Linked DNA regions of Homo sapiens: region 1 is linked to region 2. The links are chromatin loops, found by intact Hi-C in ENCODE. Cell type or tissue: K562. All regions are shown on one strand. Each heading gives the region's core, and the rest is flanking DNA. Links, peaks and the distances in the headings are about the cores only.

What was found. Hi-C counts contacts between places; a loop is a spot of excess contacts. Peaks named below come from ENCODE experiments on the same cell type or tissue, not always from the same donor. Only the 100,000 strongest peaks of a DNase experiment are listed, where the experiment ranks them.
Region 1: a loop joins it to region 2, with 2.3 times the contacts of the local background. A loop is called at or near these places in 17 of 110 quality-filtered maps.

What each region holds. Positions count from the first base shown.
Region 1 is chr3:38,220,992-38,223,904 of GRCh38, reverse strand. OXSR1 (oxidative stress responsive kinase 1) reads right to left here. Exons shown (of 18, transcript NM_005109.3): 6 at 2,218-2,327; 7 at 1-93. Among named protein-coding and RNA genes, the nearest start is that of SLC22A13, 43 kb to the left of the region's middle. In K562, for the core only: no CTCF peak of the experiment used is centred there; a DNase peak (open chromatin) is centred at 1,454.
Region 2 is chr3:38,130,202-38,133,114 of GRCh38, reverse strand. ACAA1 (acetyl-CoA acyltransferase 1) reads left to right here. Exons shown (of 12, transcript NM_001607.4): 4 at 1,110-1,189; 5 at 1,477-1,519. Among named protein-coding and RNA genes, the nearest start is that of ACAA1, 5.5 kb to the left of the region's middle. In K562, for the core only: a CTCF peak has its summit at 1,325; a DNase peak (open chromatin) is centred at 1,344.

The DNA of each region.
Region 1 (2,913 bases), core at 217-2,716, 91 kb before region 2:
TGGATATTTATGATAAGGAGCCGCCCCTGTAGCCAATTCAATTGCTGTAATTCCAAAACTCCAAATATCAGCTTTGAAATCATAACCACGGACCTGCAAAACAGATTTGCATGATTATTTTTACCAGCATAAAAGGACTTTTAAAAGTTAGCTTCTGGCCAGGGTGGAGGCTCACACCTGTAATCCCAGCACTTTGGGAGGCTGAGGCAGGCGAATCACCTGAGGTTGGGAGTTCAAGACCGGCCTGACCAACATGGAGAAACTCCATCACTACTAAAAAAAAAAAAATACAAAATTAGCCGGGCACGGTGGCGCATGCCTGTAATCTCAGCTATTCGGAAGGCTGAGGCAGGAGAATCGCTTGAACCCAGGAGGTAGAGGTTGCGGTGAACTGAGATCATGCCATTGCACTCCAGCCTGGGCAACAAGAGTGAAATTCCACCTCAAAAAAAAAAAAAAAAGTTAGCTTCTGAGGTGGGGCACGGTGGCTCTTGCCTGTAATCCCAACACTTTGAGAGGCTGAGGTGGGAGGATGAGGTGGGCTTGAGGCCAAGAGTTCAAGACCAGCCTGGGCAACATGGTGAGACCCCATCTCCACAAAAAAAAATTGTTTTAATTAGCTAGGAGTGGTGACGTATGCCTACAGTCCAGCTGCTCGGGAGGCTAGCTTGAGCCCAGGAGTTCAAGGCTGCAGTAAGCCATGATGGCACCACTGCACTCCAGACTGGGAGACAGAGCAAGACTCTGTCTCTAAAAATAAACAAACAAAAAAGCTACCTCTAATGTGTACCAAGAACAATGAAAGTGTTCATAAGCTTTAAACCAATAAAATAAAGTAGGCAAAATCTAAATATATTTGGTAATACAAAAAATAAAGACACAAACTGAATGTTCACCAACAGTGAAGAAACTGTTAAGTATGGTATATTTTTAAAATTACAGTCAATTAAAAGCAATATTTATTAATTCTATGTGAACATATAAAAAACATTTGTGATAAAACATGAGGAAAAAAACACAAAATTGCTCATACGTCCTGAAACTTTTACAAACAGTAAAATACTAGAAAGAATCAAAACAAAATGTTTTGTAGTGGGGTAGCTTTTTTGTTTTCCAAAGGATCTGTATTATGGTATTATCACCTTAATTTCTATAATGAAAAAGTTAGGAAGGTTGTGAATACTTTTAAACTTTTTAGAGTGAATATGTTGCCAAATTTCTCTACTTATACACTGTCACCAGCACATTACATGGTTATAAATTTTAATTTTCTATCCTAAGCAATATAGGAGAAATAGGTTTGGGGAGTGTGTAGTGTGTAAGACCTAAAATTAAGGATCAATAGTATGTGCTGCCCTGCCATCTGGTAAAACTGAAGGGCCTCTAGAGACCTAAGCAGAAGTTCCCCTCCCCACTCTGCTCTTGCAGATAATGTCTCCTAGCCCAACAATCCTCCTTATCAAACGACCAGGTACAGTTCCTGCTTGCCCCTGAGAAGCAGATTTCGGTTCCGTGTCAGCCAATCTTATCTTCTCAAGGAAACCAAGGGGCATCGCAATCTGCTGGTACTACAAAGCCTGTCTCCAAAGCCCCTTCTCGTTCATTCTGTTACTCAGTGCAACTCTGCTGGTCCTGCACAGCATGCAGTTATCCTCCTCCCCTAGGCTGTGAGTATATGTGACTAATAGACAGCTGTCAATCTCATCTGTCCAGTGTCAGGTGTTGTATGTTCAGCCATTCCCATAACTTTACAGTGGGAATCCTTCCCTCACCAACAGGGTGAATACAGGTGATTAAAACAGAGTAAAAATGAATTCGGTTCGCAGCATACTGAGTTTGATATACCTATAAGGCATTTATGTGAAGCATCTATTAAGAACTAGAAATAACTATATGGAGGCTTAGGAAACAAAACTGGACATAATTTAGAAATCATTAAACCAATAAATCTATATGTAAAATTTGGTATAATTTGTACTAATAAAATTATTAAAACAAACCTCAATTATATTATTCCTGAGTTTCATATATCCTTTGCAAAGTTCTAGAGAGTTTTTGTTGTTTTCTTTTCAAGGGTGGACTAAAATCCTAACCAAGGAACAGGGACATGTTTCCCAAAGCTAACCTGGTATGCCAAAGAAAAGCAAGCACTATTAAGTTTTTTCAGTTTCAAAACAAAGCCCTAACCCATTTAAAACAGAAAAAAAGACACGGTACCTGTTCCATAACTTCAGGTGCCATCCAACAAGGGGTGCCAACAAAGGTCTTTCTCACTTTATTTCGGGTAATATCACCACCAGTTGCTAAAAAAGCACTAACCCCAAAGTCTGAAATAGAATACAACAGCAAGGTATTTAAAGTGCATCAACTATCATAAATGAATAGGAAAACAATACAATGTAGTGAACATCCTATATATAAATAAAAAGCATGATAGTTTCTTATCTTTTTGCTGAACTTCTTGACTAAATTAAGACATAGCTTAGACTAGGAACAGTGGCTCACACCTATAATCCCAACACTCTGGGAGGCCAAGGCAGGAGGCTCACTTGAGCTCAGGAGTTCAAGAACAGCCTAAGCAACATAGGGAGACCTCATCTTTACAAAACAAAAAAAACAAAAAAGACATAGCTTAGCAGGTACCTCACTCCATTCCTCTCCACCCCCACATATCATCATCTTCTCAGATTTTCCCCCTTGCTCTAATCCACTCTACATACCACTATCAGATTCATTTATCCATTCATTTTTAAATTATCACTTTGACATGGCCCTTTCAGTTCAGAAACTCCTACAGAATGAAATCCAACCTTTTTAGCTTAGTATTCAAAGAGCTCTCAAGAACTCAGCCCCAAATAAATCAGAGTTCGTAATTCTAAACACATATCCTAACTTCACCTCTTGGTAGATGTA
Region 2 (2,913 bases), core at 227-2,726:
ATCCAGGCTCTCAGGCTGAAATTGAGAGCCCCTTCCTCTCCAGCAGTAGCCATATACTTCCTTGTGATGTGGTTTGCCCTCTTGCCCTATTATTTCAGTCTCTGATAGTTGATTCATTTTCTGTGTGTTGGTTGGGCATCCTCTAGGGCACAGTGTTATAAGCATCGCAGCATCCCTCAGGTGATGCCTTGTGGTAAGTAGGTATTTAGTGAACACTTGGTGGATTGAGTGAAGGAATGGTAACTACCTGCTAGGGAGTTAAGGGACCCTGGAAGGGTCAAACAGGCTGCACAGGAGGCTATCCCCCTGAGAGAGTCTCTGCAGAGCCTGGCCTGGGCACTAGTTCAGAGGTTCCCAACTCTGGCTACACACCAGAATCACCAGGATGCTTCCACTCCCTCAGATTCTGAGTCTGTGGGTCTGAGGAGGTCTGGAAATTTCCCTAGGGCTTTGTACTGTTGGCCAAGGCAGGTTACATCAGGAGGGGAAGCCCTACTAGCTTCCAGGGCTAAGACCAGTATGAGAGTCTTGGGGAACCTACCAGAGCAATGGATGTTAGAATATATGATGCCCATCAGAGTGCTTCGTCTAGGTGGGATCAGGCTTTCAAGAGTCCATGGGAACATGCAGGGTTAGCTATATGATTACTGGTAAGGCCGAGTGGTCCCTGGCCTCAGACTTTAGGCATTTCTTTTGCTCTGGTGCTCTGTCCCAGCAGCAGTTCCTTTTCTCTGTTTTTTGGGGGAAACAGAGATACACAGTTTTCATTTCTGAATCTTCAAAGGGAGAGAGAGAGAAGGATCCCTGTGGCCCAAACAGGCTTCCCTTGCCTTTGGGCTGTGCTTGGTCTTTGATTGAAGATTCTCATAGGAGTAGAAGGGAATGTGCTTGTGGGGCCCTGGGGAGCAAGTGCCTGCAGAGATGGGGTCTGCCCAGTAGCTGCTCACCCCCATTCCATGGATCTGGCCTGGCATGGGAGCAGAGCTGCTGGGTTTGTTCCCCTGCCCTTTACATCCCTTGAGGGGGGCAGTTAGAAGCATAGGACTGCTTTCCATGAGAGCCTGGCATGGAATTGGGGGCTGATTCTACTTTCTCACCTTCTGTTTCAGTGACATCCCGGAGACTGTGCCTTTGTCCACTGTCAATAGACAGTGTTCGTCGGGGCTACAGGCAGTGGCCAGCATAGCAGGTAAGTTATGACTGGGTGGGTGCCTTGGTCCTGGACCTGTGGGTTTGGGTCAGCAAAGTCGCTGTCTGCCGGGCAAGCAATAATTACCATTTCTGAGGACTCTAACCACAGAAAGAGTGCAGGAGCGCCCCCTACCACTGCCCAAAGCCTTTTCTGAACACTCCTGGGTCTTCCATTTCTGAGGCTGGGGCTGAGTCCCATCTAGAGACCAGGTGGGGAAGAGGCTCCACTGCTTCCAGAACAGGTGGACTCTGGCAAAGGATGTTTATGAAATGCTTTTGTTACAGGTGGCATCAGAAATGGGTCTTATGACATTGGCATGGCCTGTGGGTAAGAATTTTTTTCTGCCGGAGCTTATTAACCAACTTGTGACAATAAAACTAATTTTCATCTGAGTTCTCAGAGGCCATGATTTCAGGATTCCCCCCATCCCCTTTAGGCAGCTGGCCACGAGTGGGTTCTCACAAATGCAGGTTAAGAGTGGCTACCAACTCTGGCTGCTCAGGAATCACTCACACCTCTCAGCACTAGCAGGGGAGGGGAATTGGCCTCTAAAAGCTTACTTTCTTGGAAATCTTTCAGGCTGGAAAAGGTGGGAAAACATTTTGAGAAAATCCAGCATTTGGGTTTCCTTTGGGGGCCCTTGTTGATTCATGATGCTGCTGAGAGAGAAGTTGCAGTTTGGGTTCCCTAAAGCCAGGGACAGCGCCTACTGTATAACTAGTTTGTTCATTTTACTAGGCTGTCTGTCCCTTTGTCTCCCCACCTTGGAACCAGTGTGGAAACTTCCAGCTGCTTATGGGCTATGAGGGACATAATTAGATCTGTGGTGGTTTGGTCACTGTCACCTTCACCTAGACTGTGGCTCCATCATTGGCTGCAGCAAATGGAGCTGCAGAAGTTGTATTTGGCAGTGCCTCCAGGGAAGGTCAGGGCACAGGTGCCCAGGCTTGGGTGGGCATCTGGTGCTGGGAGGGCAGGGGAGTAAGGTCTTTGGCAGGCTGGGGGAGGTGAGCAGCCCCAGGGTTCTGACATGCCTCCGCTGCCTTTCACATCCTCTTTAGGGTATTTCTTGAGAGGACGCATTGCTGGCCCCTGTCCCAGGGCTGTGGCAGCTGTCACTGAGTTGTAATGACCTATGTCTACAGTTGTAAATAAAGCCAAAGACCACTCTGCAAGGACTTTGGCTGGGCAAAGGCCACTGCCGTTTGATTTCTCTCATGCTCTTCTATCTTACTGGGTGAGAGGTGGCATGGATAACTTGAGAAGGGCTGGAGCTTTTATGAGTTTCTTAGAGAGTATCTGATTCCCAAGCAGGTTAAGGATGATGGTACTAGGATATTAAGATCTGGGCCAGGCCTGACACCCACATCACAGGCTGACTGTTCTCCATAGACTTTGATCAGCAAGTATTTAACACAGGGCACTCTAGTTGGAAGTGGGCTCTGGGACCAGACTACCTAAATGTGGATCCAGGCTGGGTCACCATGGATAAGTTATACAGTCTCTCTAGACCTCAGTCTCCTGATCTATAAAATGGGGATACCTAGCTCAGCTCTGTTGAAGTTGAGAAGAATAAATGGAGTAATAGCAACAGTTTACACTGTGGAGTATTTGTCTGTCATGTGACTGACACTGAAGCACTCTAATATCTCAAAAGAATTCAGAATAGTGCTGGGCACGTGAAAAGCACTCAGTCAAGGTTATCTGTTATCATCCCTTGA